Linked DNA regions of Homo sapiens: region 2 is linked to region 1. The links are chromatin loops, found by intact Hi-C in ENCODE. Cell type or tissue: natural killer cell. All regions are shown on one strand. Links, peaks and the distances in the headings refer to the core of each region. The heading gives the core; the rest is flanking DNA. Region 1 overlaps BTRC (beta-transducin repeat containing E3 ubiquitin protein ligase). Region 2 has its middle 8.4 kb from the start of LINC02681.

Region 1 (9,375 bases), core at 2,611-7,610:
AAAGCAAAGAAAAAAATTAGTAAATTCCTGGTTTAGATCTTTGGGGGATAGAGGGAAGAAACATAAGAACTACAGAGAAGGAAAGTCATGGTTAATTTTTTTTAAAGTTTTGCTCATATGCCTTCAATGAGTTTTTACATTCCATTATAAAGCTAGTCAGGGATATTTTGTGGGCAGCAAGTCATTAAAACTCCAGTTGCCTAGACTTCATTTTTGATGGTGTTGAATATTGCAATCTTTCCTGGCCTAATTTTTTAGTCCATATAGAAAGCAAAGTGCCTCTCAACAAAATGAAATATACACAGCATCAACTGTTTTTACAATAGCAGTAGCCAAAAAAGCAAGAATTTGTAATGCCTCAAATTTTCATCTCTCTGAATAGTTCAACAGTCTCATTATAATTCTTAGTCACAATTACAACCAAATAGAAGCCAGGTATATCAAATAGCAAAAAATGTACTGGATAATTTGCTTCTTTGGGAGGAAAAGGTCTGCCTTTGGCCCTAGAGGTAGCTGCACATCTAGCAAACACTACAGAAAAAGGCAAGAGACAAGTAACCAAAGACAACCTCACAATAATGGCAAGGGACACAGGATGTGAGGGACAAAAGAGCTCACATTTAGAATACCTTAGAGGCTAGTAGGATTTTTCCGTTTCCACAGGAAATTATGTAGCTTGAGGCTACTGGCTATCCTGATCTCTTACTAGTACATGGATGGCTTAATAAACCTAGAACATATCTGTTTTAGTTAACTTCTGAGCACGGAGGGGGTTGGGGGGGTGGGGGGGGAAGAGAACAAAATGTACTTAAATGCTGAATTTTTTCTCCAGGCTGAATGCCTTTCATCCAATAAGACATTCAAAGCAGTGACCCAGCAAATGGATTGAAAAAGCAATCTTCCGTCCCAGTGCCACATTATCATTCCTATTCAGTATTCTCCATGAGATATCTCAATCAGCTGTGTGTAAGTGACAACGCAGCCCATTGCTGGGTTAATTAAACATTTGACTTTAACACCCTCCCCGTCATTAAGCAAATAAAAGCAGATAATTCAAACTGCACTTCATCCTCAGGGTACACAACACACATGTCAAAATTAAGAGAGTCCAAGGCCTCTGGGGAATTCTGCTGGGGCTATAATCAGTTTAAATCTTATCTGGTTTATCAATTATTCTATTGATTAAACCAAAGCGATTATACACAACTCCTCTGCCACATGGGATTGATGTCAGTAGAGCAAGAAAATAACTCCAGGAGGTTCCAAACTGATTTAAAAAGAGACCAATAGACAGACCGATAATAGTCGATTATTACATACCAGTGATCCATACACTGAAGAGTTGATTCTTAGTTTCAGGCGGGTGAAGTGAACTGTCTCCAATCACTATGTCCCTGCGCTATACCTTACAGTTGGCTTGAGTAAATTTATGTCTTGAAAGATCAACATATTTTCTACTGATTTAAACAGAAGCTAGCATGCTCAGCAGTTGAAATATATTTTATAGATACTGACCCTAAGCTCTAACAGAGAGAATCTCAAATAGGGAAAACAAAATTTTTTTTCTAATCTTCTTACCTGTATGCATGTGACCAGTAAGATGCAGGAATGAAAAGGGACATATTTGAGAGCTGATACTCCTACAAATATACAATCAGCTATTCCAATGTCCTAAAACACCATTATTCTTGAAAAACAGAATCTAAGAAATCAGAAAGATCTTACCAGAGAGTCATGACTCCTTTTATTAATTCCAAGGGCACCATCTTCAATGCCATTAATAACACTGAAAATATATAGTCGTATCTTCAAATGAAATGTCGATAACTAAACCCTAACATATCGAGTTTCTACCAGAAATTTGTAACCACAATTTAGTTACCCTCCTGCCCCATTCATTGTGTAATATCTTTCAAATGTCTAGAGCCCCTATAACCTCAAGGCCATGCCCTACTATATATGAGAAAACCACTAATAAAACCTAACAAAATGAGGGAGGGTGGTTAGACTACTCCACACCTGAAATCTGTGCACTTACAGCCATGCTCTTGAGAAAGGAAATTTGTTCACTGCTATGCTGGCACCGCATGTGCATTCAACCATAATTTATCTCCTTCAGATTTTTTGTTTTCAGGCGGACTAGTAAGAAACTTGCATTAGCATGCTGTATTCTACACTCACCACTAGAAATACTGAGGGTGCTATTTGTAATTGTATTCTTTTTAAGAGGTTTATTCTCTGCAGCTGTTTTCTGCTTGCAGTGTATTTTGTGTAATCAGCACATCATCATAAATACATTGGCTGTTCCCCTGAGGGTAGCTGTCAGTGTTTAATTTACAGAACAACCTGGCCAATGTGAATTTTAACACTACAGCACTATGGCAAGGAGTTACCACACTCTGTGAAAAACAGGTTTCTATGAATTTTTATATCAAGAGCTGGTCCCAGGACAATTTAGGTTCTAGAAACAGACTGTTTAAAGAAGCACTTTATACCTTGTATGCAATAGACTCTTTCTCAGTTATAGCCTCAGTAGAAGCCCCAAACTATCAAATCACCAGTGGGAACTACCAGTTCTGAAGACAACAAGGATTGAAAATCTATGATCAACCAGTAGGAGGCATTGTAACAAATATTATCATCTCTTTTTAAGCTACATGTACAGCTATCACAAACATCACTGTTCCCTTAGAAGGTATGTAAAGGCAAGAGAAAACCATTTAAGACACAGACTAGTCTGAAATATACATTATCACTTTTTTGCTGAGATGAGATATATCTGATATGAACATAAGTATACCATTTCCTTAGGACTGCTACTAAGCCAGACCTCTAGCTCAATAAATCAGAAAAAAATACATATGACTAATGGTTAACACTAGTAATTATATGCACAGTGACTGGTATATAAGTACTTAATACATGTATAACAAATAACTATAAGCTCCTTGAGGATAGGTTCTGAATCTTAATTTATGCCTAAGACTTTGTACAGTAATTGGCAAATAAAAGGTACTCTGTGAATCGAATCGGAGTTGTGGCTAGTTGTGAATGGCCATGTTATTTGTAAAGCCTTACATCTACTTGATGTCAAAAGGATTTTCTAAATCAGTAAAATGTCCCTAAGGACAATATAAAAAGTACAAATTATAGTCATTTTAGTGAGAGCTATTCATACAAGAAATCTAAGTACCTCAATCTCACAATGAAGAACAAATTAGCCTACAAAATAATGGCATATTCAAACATATTTTAATAATGAAGATTACATAGAAGAAATTAAAACTTTTCTATGCTATATACTTGTTTCTATATCTTTAATATGATCAAATGGAAAGTGATCGTTTTAAATGCTCAGAATGGTAACCAACAGCACTTTTACTGAAGTGGTTTTGTATGCACACATACACATTCTATAAATCAAGTGATTATACATATGTATTTTTCTGTTAAGGGCCATTTTTACAAGTTAGAATGCCTAGAGTTAAACTGAATCAAAATATATTTCATGTTGAGTTGTCCTCAGTGTATTTATTTGCTTTTAATGTTGCGCAGGACTACATTTGCATGTTTTACAAAAATCAGTAAATTGTGACTAAGATTCTTTTTTTCTTTTAAAGGAACAAAATAACTGACTTCACTTAGGAGGGTTTAAAACTTGCCCAAATTTGTGGTAAACTTAATTTTTAAACTATTAAGTAGAACAACAGAGGCCAGGCACGGTGGCTCATGCTCGTAATCCCAGCACTTTGGGAGGCCGAGGCAGGCGGATCACGAGGTCAGGAGATCCAGACCATCCTGGCTAACATGGTGAAACCCCGTCTCTACTAAAAATACAAAAAAATTAGCCGGGCATGGTGGCGGGTGCCTGTAGTCCCAGCTACTCGAGAGGCTGAGGCAGGGGAATGGTGTGAACCCGAGAGGCAGAGCTTGCAGTGAGCCGAGATGGCACCACCCTGGGTGACAGAGCGAGACTCCGTCTCAAAAAAAAAAAAAAAAAAAAGAGCAAGTGAGATCTGTACAACTTACTTTGATACTGCTATAATTAATATAAGCATAATCACATACAAGCAAAATCTGGTAACACCTTATTTCTAACAACCAGGAAAAAAATTGTATTTAAAAATATGAACAAGCCCTGTATCATTTATCCTTTCTATGATGCTAAGACATTTCAAAAACGTTAATTCCTTTTTACGTTTATGTCACTGAAGGACAAAATGAGAAAAAAGATGACCCACCAACTCGATTTTTTTTCACCAGTTAAAGGAAATTTTTAATTCAGTTGAATATTTGTAACTTAGTACTTAAAAACTTTATGCCTAATAAAATATATCTTAATTTTTAATACAGAAATTTATCACATTCTTTCCTTTTCAATTTAGAATTACAAAATTACATCCTGGGACCTTCTGAACTAAACTGGATGGGGTTAGACTGAGGTCACGCTGTATTTTCTCTTCCCTGGAGACCACGTAGTAGTTCCATAGGCTGCCATTAGATAGCAGCACAGTACACACCATCAGTCATGTCTCTCATAGTCTCTCCCGTTAAGGTTGGAATTATCTCATTTACACACACACACACACACACACATACACACAGAGACAGAGAGAGAGAGAGAGAGAGATTCTAATTCAATTAGTGCAGTCGCAACTCCAGAAAAGAGTAATTCAATTAGTGCATTGTGGAGCTCTACAGTACCTCTAAGCAGATGTTCACCATCTTCAGGAACTGGAGCTAGGTTTAAAATACCTGTGCCACTCTGATATGCCGCTACATTATGTCATTTGTCAAAGTGCTTACATATGCTTTTCTATGCTTTTCTGGCTTCAAAGAAAAGATGAGGAAACAAACCCAGGCTAAGTTCCTAGAAATTTTTCCATCATTCAAATCAAAGAAGTATATGCAATCTTAGGCAGTAATTAAATTACATTATTTAAATTGTGTTCAAAACAAGACGTGTCTACATTGTATTCTGACTTATTACACTTTTTTTTTTTTTTTTTTTTTGAGACAGTCTCACTCTGTCACCCAGGCTGCAGTGCAGTGGGTGTGATCTCGGCTGACTGCTATCTCCGCCTCCCAGGTTCAAGCGATTCGCGTGCCTTAGCCTCCCAAGCAGCTGGGATCACAGGCATGTACTACCACGCCTGGCTAATTTTTTGGATTTTTAGTAGTGACTGGGTTTCACCATGCTACCCAGGCTGGTCTCAAATTCGTGAGCTCAGGCAATCCGCCCGCCTCAGCCTCCCACAGTGCTGGGATTATAGGCATGAGCCACCACGCCCGGCCAAGAAAAAACTTTCTAGTAGAACCAACAAAGTAAAAGCAAGATGCTTCAAGAAGTTTGATTCACCAATAATGGTAGTGATCAGGGAGAGATTAGATGACTCCCTTCCAAACACATTTCATAAAGGATTTCTACATTATGAGACGTATGTGACTAGATGGCCTCTGATGTCTGGTCCAATGCTGAAATTCTATGGTTCTATGAATACACTGATGTTTGCTCATGAGGCAAGCCTGGAGTTTAAATAATAAAGCTAATCATTAATTGTGAAGGTGTGGTTGTAAAAAGCCCATAAGCTGTGAGGCATTTTCACTGTATTGATGCATAATACATAAGAAGAAATTTTGTAGTTTCTTTGTACCAGATTTAGAAAACTCCATAAAGCATATTTCAGTCTCATTTCTTAAACACTTGCATTCCTCTTATTCTTCTAAGACTGCAAAAAATGGTTTGTTTTCATTCATCCTGTAGAAATCAGCCAATGAGAAATCAATTTCTACAAGAATGATTTTTGAAAACTCCCCCACTGAGTCAAGACAGTGGGTTCTCATAGCTTAAATGCAAATCTACATCAATGTTTATGCTTTAAAAATTCAGAGCAATACTTAAAAACAACAATAACTAGTTCTTAATATCCCTCCTTTTGGTATTACTTTCTGAGCACAATATTTTTAAGTAAGGACAAAAATCTGGCTACAAAGGAGCAGGACTTATATTTTACAAGTATTATCTTCTCTCTTTCTAGCATGACCTCAAAGCAGGAATTACCAACACCATTTTTCCAGTGCATTTCACTAGACTGATGCAGAACAGCTCTTGCCTTTCACATTTTCAGAGGAGAGGGCTAAGCTAAATAGTTGCCTTTTTTTTTCTTTTTTAGATGGAGTCTCACTCTGTCAACCCAGGCTGGAGTGTAGTGATATGATTTCGGCTCACTGCAACCACCACCTCCAAGGCTTAAGCGATCCTCCCACCTCAGCCTCCCGAGTAGCTGGGACCACAGACTGGCACCACCATGACTGGCTAATTTTTTGTATTTTTGGTAAAGATGGGGTTTCACCATGTTTCCCAGGCTGGTCTCGAATTTCTGAGCTCAAGTGATCCACCCACCTCAGCTTCCCAAAGTATTGAGATTATAGGTATGAGCCACAGTGCCCAGCCATTGAGGAACTTTCAATACAAACTCTTTTCCATACTCCAGAAGAACTGCAAAAGGCCATTCATTCTCAGTTAAAACTTTACTTGTAAATTCAATGCCCCAAAAGGGATGAAAATGAAAGCATACATCAATAGTGCTTCCTTAGAAGAAAAAATATATATGTTGTTTTAAGATGTATTGTAATTTATAAACTCCTACTCATAGCTTGAAAAAAAAGATGTAATTTAAAACATAATAGAAAACTCATTTTATTACTACAAAATATTTTCCAAGAAATATATGGTGGTTTTATAAGGAAGATTTTCTATTCATTTGGCATAAGCTGGACTAATATAAGCATAATGTTTCTTCCATATTACCTAATGAGCTTTCTTACTATAAATACACATTTTCCACATTAAAAAAATATTTTTCTTCCCCAAATTTTAAAGTCTTCTATAATTTCACCACTTGTTAAAGACACTGGATAATAAGAGCAATAAATAAAATAGCTGGGTGAATTCTGATTGGCCTGGCAATACTGCCATATAGTAGGCTATCAGTTTAACAAACTATGTCACTGCATCTCTTTACCCAATACCACCTTCCCAACTTCCTGCCTCCACAAAAACAGAAATGGGACCTAACCTGATTCTTCCTTACAATAGGGTGTTCCATAAATTCCACTATTAATAATACACTAACCCAACTTTATCTCCTTTGCCCCACAGCCTGCATTTATTTTCTAGTGTTAAGTTTGTTTGGCTCCATCAGCACCACTTCTCTTTAACACTGTCCCTTTTCATGCATTTAAGGCAACTACTTCCAACCCTATCAATGAAAGCAGACAAATGGGGGAGAAAGGAATGAACTGCAAACACCTCAAACAAGAAAGGTTGCTTAAAAAACCAAGTGTCACATTCTGACAGTTCAATATTTCATAGCCAATACAAGGAATGTGCAACGATACTGCAACTTTAAATCTTTTCTTCATAGTATGTCAGTCTCTCTTTCTCTCATTGTAATGCCAAAGGGAACAGCAATCAGAGTGGAGATGTTCAACGTGATAGAGGTCAGGACACCATCGGATCAACGTACCAGAAACACGACCTTGTTTATTTTTTTTCCACAGTATTATTGTTTACAGGGTGCTTTGCTCGTGTACCTTGTGGTTCTTAGCTAAAAGATGAAATTACAGCCCAGGATGAAGCGCTCAGGCACACATCCAATTTGTGTTTCCATCTCAGAAAACAAAAAGCTTCTAAGGCCCTCAGGCTGCCATTCAAACTTGGAGGCTGACATTTTTAACAGCATGAACCAGAGACTGGCAGAGAGAATGATCTAATGCATTTCTGACTTGTCAATCAAATATCTCACCTCTGCTGTCTTGTAAACAGTTGGGGACCATCTAACTACATTCATAAACCTAGGGAGAGCTTACTGCCAGCTGGGGTGCTGTAGCCACATGCTCTGGCTTCTATTCACCAAAATCATGATTCAGTTTTATAATCTCACTGTAAATAGTCCATAGGCACATTTCCAGGACTACTGGAATTGAACCAGAGTAGGGAATACAAAAGAGATTTTGGTCAAATATTGTGTTATTTTCAAGCTGCTGGAATCCTGTACTAATTTTATCCTCATTTTACCAATTCTCCCCAAAAGATTGCACTGTGCTGCAGTTGAAGTGCTTAAAAAAATAATGACCTGCTTTTTAAAAATCTAGGGGAAATATACTAATATTATATTACAAATTTCCCTTGTAGTTTATTACCAGTAACAAAACAAGTACTCCCCCAAACAATGGCTCATATAAAGGGTAGAAACTACAATGAACAGTAGCAACTATATTTTGGTAAAACTAATTATGTACTTTCTTTTAAATAGAAAACTGAAATTCATACACAAAAGTTTTGTACTTACTAATTTGACACAATGTAGTATATATGTATGTGTATGTGTGAGACATAAAAACATAAAATTAGATTACTTATATTGCTAATGAGAAGACTTTTTTTTTTTTTTTTTTTTTTTTTTTTGAGGCAGTCTCGCTCTGTCGCCCAGGCTGGAGTGTAGTGGCGCGATCTCGGCTCACTGCAAGCTCTGCCTCCCGGGTTCATGCCATTCTCCTGCCTCAGCCTCCCGAGGAGCTGGGACTACAGGCGCCCACCACCACGCCCGGCTAATTTTTGTATTTTTAGTAAAGACGGGGTTTCACCGCATTAGCCAGGATGGTCTCAATCTCCTGACTTTGTGATCTGCCCTCCTTGGCCTCCCAAAGTGCTGGGATTACAGACGTGAGAAGACTTATATTGCTATTCTTTCCCTTCTGTATATGACCATCTAATCCAACACACGTAAAAAGTTAGACCCAATCAGGAATTTTTTGTTAAAGAATCAAGTACGAAAATGAATACTCCTTTTCTTCATGTCAATTTTACAGGGCACAGAATTCCATGCATGCTCTGGGTACAGATCCTCTGACTAGTTTAAGAGAGCAAAGATAAAGATCAGGGAAGACTTTAATTCTAGCTCAGCTTGAGCTGAATCTTGAAGATTAGGTAGACAAAGGCAGAGAGTGGGTAAGGGACAATAGGTGTTTGTGGAGGGGTTTTTTCAGGTAAGCAGAACGGTATATGCAAAGACACAGATATATAAAAGAACACACTGCACCTTTGGGGAACTGCAAAATTTGAAATGACTAACAATTACATGAGAGGGAGGTGGTGGTCAGATATAAGCCAAATTCAAACTTTGTTCAATTCAAAAACATGTGAGCAGCTATCTATGAGATAAACAGTGACCAAAATCAGTATTACCAGATGATGAATGTAGAATTTGAGCAATATGATATAGGTGAAATTCAGAAATTACTAGTATCACTGAAACGGTAATCTCTGGGAGGACATTTAAAATCCTTCCTTCTTTCTACTTCTATTTTCTA
Region 2 (9,375 bases), core at 2,003-7,002, 170 kb after region 1:
CTGGCAGCATCTCTTGCTGCTTCTTCTGCATTGATTTATCCCTGGGCAATAATTTTGTTCTCTGGTCCTTGCTCTAAAGGACTGCTGGCAGCTGGGCCCTGGAAAGCTTCTCTGTAGCTGCCTCCTGCCTCCCAGCAGGGCCCAGCAAGATGCCCAAGACAGAGGAGGTGAGCAATAAATATTTGTAAAGTAAAGGCTAGAGATCTGGCTCAACTAAGACAGCAAGAGGCTATAGGAAGCCAGCAGGAAAGTCCTCAGAAGACAGAATAGCTAAAAGACCGGAAGGAAAGTGGAATTTGCCCAAGTCACATCCTTCTTATATCACTTACTAGCTGTATGATCTTGGGCAAGGTACCTTCCATGCTTCAGCTTCTATTAAGTGGGGATAATCATGGTACCAGTTTCCCTGGGTTATTGTGAGGATGAAATGAAATAAAGCATCCGAAGCATTTGGATACAAAACTTGATACAAAGTGGCACTGAAGAAATGTTAGCAATTTTTATAATTGCCTCTGAGTGGTGGGATTAAAGGTTTTCTTTCTCCTGCTTCTTTACACTTATTTTCTACTTGGCTAAGCAGGAAAAAATAAAGTAAAAGAGAGAAGAAAAAAGAAACTGGTGATAGAAACATGCTTGGAGGGGCAGCCAGAGAAACAGACACCGTTATTCAGAAACATTTCTCCAGCCCCAGAGCAGGGAGAAGGAGCTGTACCCACAAGCCTGGGTAGGAACAGGCTGGGTTTTAATCTTACAGGGTGGGAGAGGTGTAGATTGATTGGCAGGTAGATGATGTAGATCTACGAACAGATTCAATGTCTTTTTTTTGAGACAGAGTTTCACTCTTGTCACTTGGGCTGGAGTGCAATGGTGAGGCCTCGGCTCACTGCAACCTCTGCTTTCGGGGTTCAAGCGATTCTCCTGCCTCAGCCTCCCGAGTAGCTGGGATTACAGGCATGCGCCACCACACCCAGCAACTTTTGTATTTTTAGTAGAGACAGGGTTTCACCATGTTGGCCAGGCTGGTCTCAAACTCCTGACGTCAGGTGATCCGCCCCCCTTGGCCTCCCAAAGTGCTGGGATTACAAGCATGAGTCACCGTGCCCAGCCTTTTTTTTCTTTTTTTGAGACAGAGTCTCTGTCTCCCAGGCTGGAGTGCAGTGATGCAATCTCAGCTCACTGCAGCCTCGACCTCCAGGGCTCAAGCGACCCTCCCACCTCAGCCTCCTGAGTAACAGACTACAGGCGCACACCACCATGCCCGGCTAATTTATGTATTATTATTATTGAGATGGAGTTTCACTCTTGTTGCTCCGGCAGGAGTGCAATGGTGCAATCTTGGCTCGCTGTAACCTCCGCCTCTGCGATTCAAGTGATTCCCCTGCCTCAGCCTCCCAAGTAGCTGGGATTACAGGCACCCACCACCATGCCCAGCTAATTTTGTAATTTTTAGTAGAGTTGGAGTTTCACCATGTTGGTCAGGCTAGTCTCGAACTCCTGACCTTAAGTGATCCACCTGCCTCGGCCTCCCAAAGTGTTGGGATTACAGGTGTGAGCCACCATGCCTGGCCTATAATTATTATTATTATTATTATTATTATTATTTTGTAGAGACAGGGTTTTACCATGTTGCCCAGGCTGGTCTTGAACTCCTGGACTCCGGCAATCTGCCTGTCTCAGCCTCCCAAAGTAGATCCAATATCTTTAATAAAACATCATCATTCATTGAGTGCTTCCAAGGTGCCAAAGTTTTTATATGTTACTACTGATCACCACAACCCTGCAAAGTAAATATTATTACTCCAATTATTGCACTACTCTGAGAAGTAACTTGCCCAAGGTCCTACTGCAGAGCTGAGATTTGAACTCAACACTGAGATGACTTATTTCCACTAAACTTCAGGGCCATTTTCCACATATGAGATGCACGAAATATATGGACCTCATATATAAGGGTCCATATATGAGACCCCTAAAAGAAGAGAGGCTGTGCAGCCACGCCCTCAGGCCCGAACTCCCTGCCCCAGGCAGGACTGAGCTGTATTGGGCATTCCCTCTCCCCATCCCTTTTCTTCTCTCAGGTTATTGCAGAGAACGGCCAGTTCCTGCACTTGTCCCCAGACCTCCTCTCTGAAAGTGGGCACCGGACACCGGTCCCTGCCCCCAGCCCAATCAAAATTCCCTCTTCTGTTCCCTCTCCACTGCTGGTGACACCTCTTCTCTCCCATGCCTGCCACCACCATCTATCAGCAGCACTTTAAGCTCTGCCACAGCCTCTCGAAGTTGCTAAATCCCCTATTTGGTTTAGTTCCACTCCAACTCCCCCTGCACAGAGGGAACCGATGGGACGCAGGGAAATTATACACATAATAAAGAGCCTGTTTGCTCCAATAATTCTGATAATGATACACACCTCACTCCTTCCCATGCACACACAGCTGTACACACATGCACATATCACACCCTATACCTCCCAATCCTCATGTCCACCAAAATACCTTCCAACCTGCTGACATGCAGCTCACATCCCAGAGGCGCCCCCCAGACCAGTGTCTATACTCATTCACTAAGGTACACACCCTGTTCTTGGGAAATTCTCTGGGTCACTTTGCCTGTTCCCAGCTCCCATAGTACATGGCATTCCCCCTTCACGGCATTTCCCAGCTATGTCCTCAGGGCCTGTCTTCTCTGGAGCTCATTAGATTGTGAGCAGTGATAGTGTCTATGTGGTTCACTGTTTAACCAAGTGCAGTGCTTGGGACATGGTGGCGCCTCCATAACCTGGTTGAGTGAATGATGGAATGAATGAATGCACACTTTACTACATTCATCCCCTTACAGACACACATCGCATCTTGGGGTATCCCCCATCCCCACCCACCCACACATCACCCCTCTGAATTGCATCTTACATAGATACACACACATCGTGGGTAATCACACACATTCCTGGAGATCCAGGACTATTGTGAACAGCTTCCTAGGATTCTCCTGGGTGTGTGTGTGTGGTTGGGGAGTGGCAGGGTAAGAGGGAACATGTGTTTAGGAGGGATGCCAGTATGAGTATGTGTGCGTGGCAAGGGAAGAGGCATGTGAATGAGGGCTGTGTGAGCATGTGTTCAAGAGGATGCGCGTGTGAATCAGTGAGTGCAGGTGTTCAAGTCAGCACAGGTCTATGTGGGTACCTGCATGCATGTGCGCCTGCGCACACGAGCCTCGGAGTCCACAAGCTTACCTTATTCCCCGCCTGCTTACAAATGTTGAAAAGCACGATGGGTGGCCAGGCGTGGTGGCTCACGCCTGTAATCCCAGCACTTTGGGAGGCCGAGGCAGGCGGATCACGAGGTCAGGAGATCGAGACCATCCTGGCTAACACGGTGAAACCCCGTCTCTACTAAAAATACAAAAAATTAGCCGGGCGTGGTGGCGGGCGCCTGTAGTCCCAGCTACTCGGGACGCTGAGGCAGGAGAATGGCGTGAACCCGGAAGGCGGAGCTTGCAGTGAGCCGAGATCTCGCCACTGCACTCCAACCTGGGCGACAGAGTGAGACTCTGTCTCAAAAAAAAAAAAAGAAAAAAAAAGAAAAGCACGATGGGGTTCCTGTTCAGGTTTCCTCTTCTCTTCTCCCTCCAGCCCCTAAAGTCTGGCTCCTTCTAGAGAGAAGTTTTCTTCTCAGTCTCCCTATTTTTCTAAAGCCCAGGGATGCTTAGAAAGAAAAGGGGGATGATGTAGGGGTCAAGTGAGGGGTCCTCACTTTCAGGTCAGCTTCGTTCCACCATCCTGGTCAGTGTTCTCCCACCGGCCTCCACCAACCTCTACTACCACTGTCTCGCCCGTTATACCCAGGAGAAGGTGAAAACAAAGCATGGTGTCTGCCCCCTGCAGACTTGGGGGTTGGACTTGCGGAGCCTCCAGGCTTGCCAATCACCCAGGTGGCTGTCCCTTCTCCGTCCCCACTTACAAACCCTGTCACTGCAGCTCTGTGCTCTTCCTGGTCCCCTTCCTGCTCCTAACCTGGTGTCTTTGCTCGGTCCATCCCCTTCCAGCTTGCCCTCAACCACTGTCCCTGGCTCCTTTTCCTCCAAGCATGCCAGGAGTTCCCCAAGGCCTCGTCCTTGGACATCTTTTCTCCAGGGGACCTCAGAGACCATTTGAGTCATTCAGACGTAGCCATTTTGCCAAGGTGGAGCCCTCTCCTGGGCAAACTTAGTTACTGCCGCAGCTTTGTGCCTCTGGGAGTGACTCCAGCCCTGCCTTCTCTTCCAGGCTCCAGCCTCTGCCCGCACTGCTTGCAGTACCCTACTCATGTGTCCTCTTCATGTGCCCCTCCCCGGTCATATGGGTCCCTTCTGGCCCCTGCCCAGCTTATACTCTGTCCGATCCTCACAGTCACCCTGTCCCCTTTGCTTTTCTTTGCTGCCACTGCAGGCCCACCTCAGCCTCCTGCACACTCTCTTCAGATCAGCCTCCCAATCTCCAGCGTCTGGAGTGTTCTGGGGCTGCCTGAGAGAGAGACATGAATACATGTCACCCTGCCTTCCTCACATGTACCAGAAGGTTTGATTTTTTTTTTTTTTTTTGACTGAGTCTTGCTCTGTCACCAAGCTGGAGTGCAGTGGCACGCTCGGCTCACTGCAACCTCCACCTCCCGGGTTGCAGCGATTCTCCTGCCTCAGCCTCCCGAGTAGCTGGGATTACAGGCATGCACCAGCATGCCCAGCTAATTTTTGTATTTTTAGTAGAGACAGGGTTTCACCATGTTGGCCAGGATGGTTTTGATCTCTTAACCTCGTGATCCGCCCGCCTTGGCCTCTCAAAGTGCTGGAATTACAGGCGTGAGCCACCATGCCCGGCCCTGATTATTATTATTATTATTTTAAACAATAATCTGGGCCAGGCACAGTGGCTCACACCTGTAATCCCAACACTTTTTGGGAGGCTGAGGCAGGAGGATTATTGAGCCCAGGAATTTGAGACTAGCCTGAGCAACATAGTGAGACCCTGTCTCTACAAAAAGTAAAAAATTAGCCAGGCATGGTGGCACATGCCTGTAGTCCCAGCTACTCAGGAGGCTGAGATAGGAGGATCACTCGAGCCCAGGAGTAGAGGTTACAGTAAGCTGTGATCTGGTCACTGCACTCCAGCCTGGGCAACAGAGCAAGATGCTGTCTCGAAATGTAAATAAACACTGAACTGACCATGTCACAGCCCTTTCAATGGCACCTCTCTTCTAGGATAAACTCCCAAACCTTCCTAGAGCCTGCGGGGCTCCAGCCTCTCTTCACACCATGTTCCCTGATACCCAGCCACAATGACCTTTTCCCTGATCCCCTCCTGCCCTCCTGGGGCTCCTGATTCCCCCAGCTTTCCTCTGCAGGCCACAGGGCTTTGGGGCATGCCGCTTTCCCTGTCTGAAATGCTTTTCCCTCTTCTCTTCACCCATGTAATGCCTCTTATCCTTTCAATATCAGCTCAGCTGTGGCTTCCTCAGAACAGCCTTGCCCTGACTCCTAAGGCAGGTAAGCCTCCCCACTGCTATATGCACTCCTGGCATCAGGAGCACCTCTTTAGTTGGACTTATCGACACTTGGAATTTTATGTTTGCGTGGTTACTTCATTTAATGCCTGACTCACACACTAGAGGATTGTAGGATGAGGAGTATGTTTTTGTGCATCACTGAATTCACAGGGCAGTGCCTGGTACACGGGAAGCCTTTGATAAATATTTGAGAGATAAATGAACTAGTCAGCAGTCTCAGGCTGGACAAGGAGGAAATTTTCACCAAAAACCAAGTGGTACCTGCTCAAGATCTGAGTCCCTTCATCATGTCACTTACCTGCTCAAGAACTTTCCGTGACTCCCTATACCCTCACAACTAAGTCTAAAGTCCTCAGATTTTTTAGATTTTCCAAATTATTTTCTTTTCTTTTATTTTTTAGAAATGGGGTCTCACTATGTTACCGAGGCTGGTCTCAAGCTCCTACGCTCAAGTGATCCTCCCGCCTTGGCCTTACAGGTGTTAGCCACCATGCCCGGTGATTTCCTTTATTTTCTATCACTATCCTTTGCTTCCACCAGGCAAACTTATTAGCCCTTAAGCATACCTTGGTTAGTTTGACCTTCATGTTATTTTCTTTGCCTGGAAGAACTCTGATTTCGTCTTTATCTTCACTTAAATCCTACTCGTTCTTTAAGACCAAGATCATGTCCCACAAAGCCTTCCCTGTCCATGTTAGCACTTGCTGAGCTCCTATGACCTATACTGTCTGTACATCCAGAATATCAGACATTGTTAACCTTGGAAGGGTCTCAGAGATCACTGGTTCAACAAGAGTCTGAGCAACCTCTAAATTCATGTTTCCCAAACTTTCCACATTCGAGTACCAGTGTCACAATTCATGCCAAATCCATATTCTACCTAAAATGTTATTTACTTGATATTTTTCTTTAAATCAACTTACTATTTCTTACTCAAGTATGTTTATTGTTTTTTTAAAAAAGCCTTCTAGCACTACAGTAACTGCGAAACCACCCGTTACTTGCCAAAATAAAAAGTAATTATAAAAATAAGTAAAACAATAACAATGTGTTTCGATTCTAGTTGGACACCATTGCCTGCTGAAAGCTCTTGCAGTTGAATCTTCCTCTCTGTTAAAAAGGGAAAGAAGAGAAACACACGTTAGAGAGGTGTTAAAGACATACTAGCACCAAACTGAGACATTCTCTTCGAGGAAACTGGAAGAATCAAACAACCCAAATGCCCATTGATGGGAAAGATATGTTTTTGTTATTATAAAATATACATAACATAAAATTTTACAATTTTTAACCACTTTTTTTTTTGATAGGAGTCTCGCTTTCTCACCCAGGCTGGAATGCAGTGGCGTGATCTTGGCTCACTGAAACCTCTGCCTCCCGGGTTCAAGCAATTCTCCTGCCTCAGCCTCCGGAGTAGCTGGTACTACAGGTGAACGCTGCCACGCCTGGCTCATTTTTTGTATTTTAGTAGAGACGGAGTTTCACTGTGTTGCCCAGCCTGGTGGCGAGCTCCTGAGCTCAGGCAATCCGCCCGCCTTGGCCTCCCAAAGTGCTGGGATTACAGGCGTGAGCCACCGCGCCCGGCCCATTTTTAACTACTTTTAAGTGTACAGTTCAGTGGCATTAATTACATTCACATTGTTATGCAGCCATCACCATCATCCAACTCCAGAACTCTTCCCAAACTGAAACTCTGTACCTATCAAACGATAATCCCCATTCCTCTCCCCACCCCAGCTCCTGGCAACCACCATCCTACTCTCATCCCTGGGCATTTATTCTAGGCACCTGATGTAAGTGGAACCATACAGTATTTAACCTTTTGTGACTGGCTTATTTCACTTAGCATAATGTCCTCAAGGTTCATCAATGTTGCAGCATGTGTCAGAGTTTAAGGCTGAATAATATTCCATTGTATGTGTATATACTACATTTTTTTAAAGTTTTTTTTCAAGACAAAGTCTCATTCTGTTGCACAGGCTGGAATGCAGTGGCACGATCACGGCTCACTGCAGCTTTGACCACCAATGCTCAAGCAATCCTCTTACCTCAGACCCCTGAGTAGCTAGCACTGCAGGAGCACACCGCCCTGCCTGGCCAATTTTTTATTTTTTGTACAGACGAGGTTTCACTATGTTGCTCAGGCTGGTCTTGAACTTCTGGGCTTGAGGGATCCTCCTGCCCTGGCCTCCCAAAGTGTTGGGATTACAGGCATGAGCCACCTCACCTGGCTATTTTGTTTATTCATCTCTTGCTGGGCACTTGGATTGCTTCCAGCTTTTGGTGAGTGTGAATAATGCTGCTGTGCTCATGAGTGTAAGGAAAGTGATATCTTTATAATAGCCTGAGCTAATCTCACACAATGGAATATTATACTGTAGTCAAAACAAAGGAACTTAAGTGACATGCAATAATATGGATGACTCTTAGCAATATAATATTATGTGAAATACCAAGTCAAAAAAAGTTATATATAGCCTGATACTATTTTTTAATAAAGAACAGTTAAAATTTAAAATAAACTTTTAAGGAATAAATAAAAGTGCTATAAAACTATTAAAAGGAAAGCAAGGGAATGATGACTATGGGATTCAGGGTTGTGAGTTGGCTGAGATGGGAGGCAGAGAATGGGATGTGGTACCATTTGGTTAGTTGTCAGTTATTGTCAAGGTCTGAGATTTTGTTTTGGGTGATAAAGTCATGGATGCTTATGATAATATTTTAAACTAATTAAAAGAAAATCTAGGCTGGGCGCTGTGGCTCACACCTGTAATCCCAGCACTTTGGGAGGCCAAGGCAGGTGGATTGCTTGAGGCCAGGAGTTTGGGACCAGTGTGGCCAATGTGGTGAAACCTCATCTCTACTAAAAATACAAAATTAGCTAGGCAAGGTAGTGCACATCTGTAATCTCAGCTACTTGGGAGGCTGAGGCACGAGAATCGCTTGAACCCAGGAAGTAGAGGTTTCAGTGAGCCCAGATTGCGACACTGCACCCCAGCCTGGGCGAGAGTGAGACTGTCTTAAAAAATAACAATAATAAAAGAAAAAGAAAAGAAAACCATGCAATGACCAATGGTGAGAGTGTATCATGAAGCAAGGAATGTGATTAATCCAGTTCTGTAAACCCAAGTTCCAGTGGAAAAAAAACAGGGAAATAAAGAAAGAGAATTGACAAGGAAATAGCTTTCTCACTATGAAATTCAGAGTGATTTAATGTCTTGTCAATGCACCATTGAAAATCATCTGGCATTCTGTCAGAGGTCCAGGTCCCCCACTTGGGTAAGTAGTTCTAAAATATCTGTACCATGAGGCCTCCTGCTTCCTCTGCGGCCTTGCTTACCTCCAAAATGAGGGAACTCAGAACTTCTGGGGTACTTGCCTGGACAGATACTTGTGTCAGGAAATTTTTCCTTGCAGAGAGACAATTCAGCTTCTCCACAACTTCTGCCCTGCTGTCTTATTCTCGTCTTGGTGCCCGGCACAAGTTTGGGCGCACAGGAACCTGGAATTTACATATCAATTGCTTCATGCTTGACCCTGCAGCCCTGGAGCAGCAGCCAAGCCGGAATTTCTAACTGAAGACGAAAGGCCCCCAAGCTTGTCTGGGACACAGCCTTTTTGCCAAGTGTAATTCATTATTTCCTTCTGGGAGGAAATCAGCCTTGTTGTTAAAATGCTTAAGCAATTTTCCGATAAACTTTTAACAGGATTTAGATTTCTTCTCAGGAACCAGTTTCCTATCCACCCTGCCGTTTGGAAGAGTTTTATATATTTTATTCAGACATTATTTTTGTATGCCCATTTTAACAATGCTGCTAACCACTCTTCTTGCCTCTAA

Evidence for each region. Hi-C counts contacts between places; a loop is a spot of excess contacts. Peaks named below come from ENCODE experiments on the same cell type or tissue, not always from the same donor. Only the 100,000 strongest peaks of a DNase experiment are listed, where the experiment ranks them.
Region 2: it touches region 1 in a loop (22-fold over the local background); 27 of 110 quality-filtered maps call a loop at or near these places.

What each region holds. Positions count from the first base shown.
Region 1 is chr10:101,437,518-101,446,892 of GRCh38, reverse strand. All of the region lies in intron 2 of BTRC (beta-transducin repeat containing E3 ubiquitin protein ligase), which reads right to left. Among named protein-coding and RNA genes, the nearest start is that of BTRC, 88 kb to the right of the region's middle. RefSeq lists an enhancer at 5,134-5,634. In natural killer cell, for the core only: no CTCF peak of the experiment used is centred there; a DNase peak (open chromatin) is centred at 4,502.
Region 2 is chr10:101,267,236-101,276,610 of GRCh38, reverse strand. No RefSeq gene overlaps it. Among named protein-coding and RNA genes, the nearest start is that of LINC02681, 8.4 kb to the right of the region's middle. In natural killer cell, for the core only: a CTCF peak has its summit at 4,203 (motif pointing left); a DNase peak (open chromatin) is centred at 4,190; H3K27me3 peaks cover 378 bases.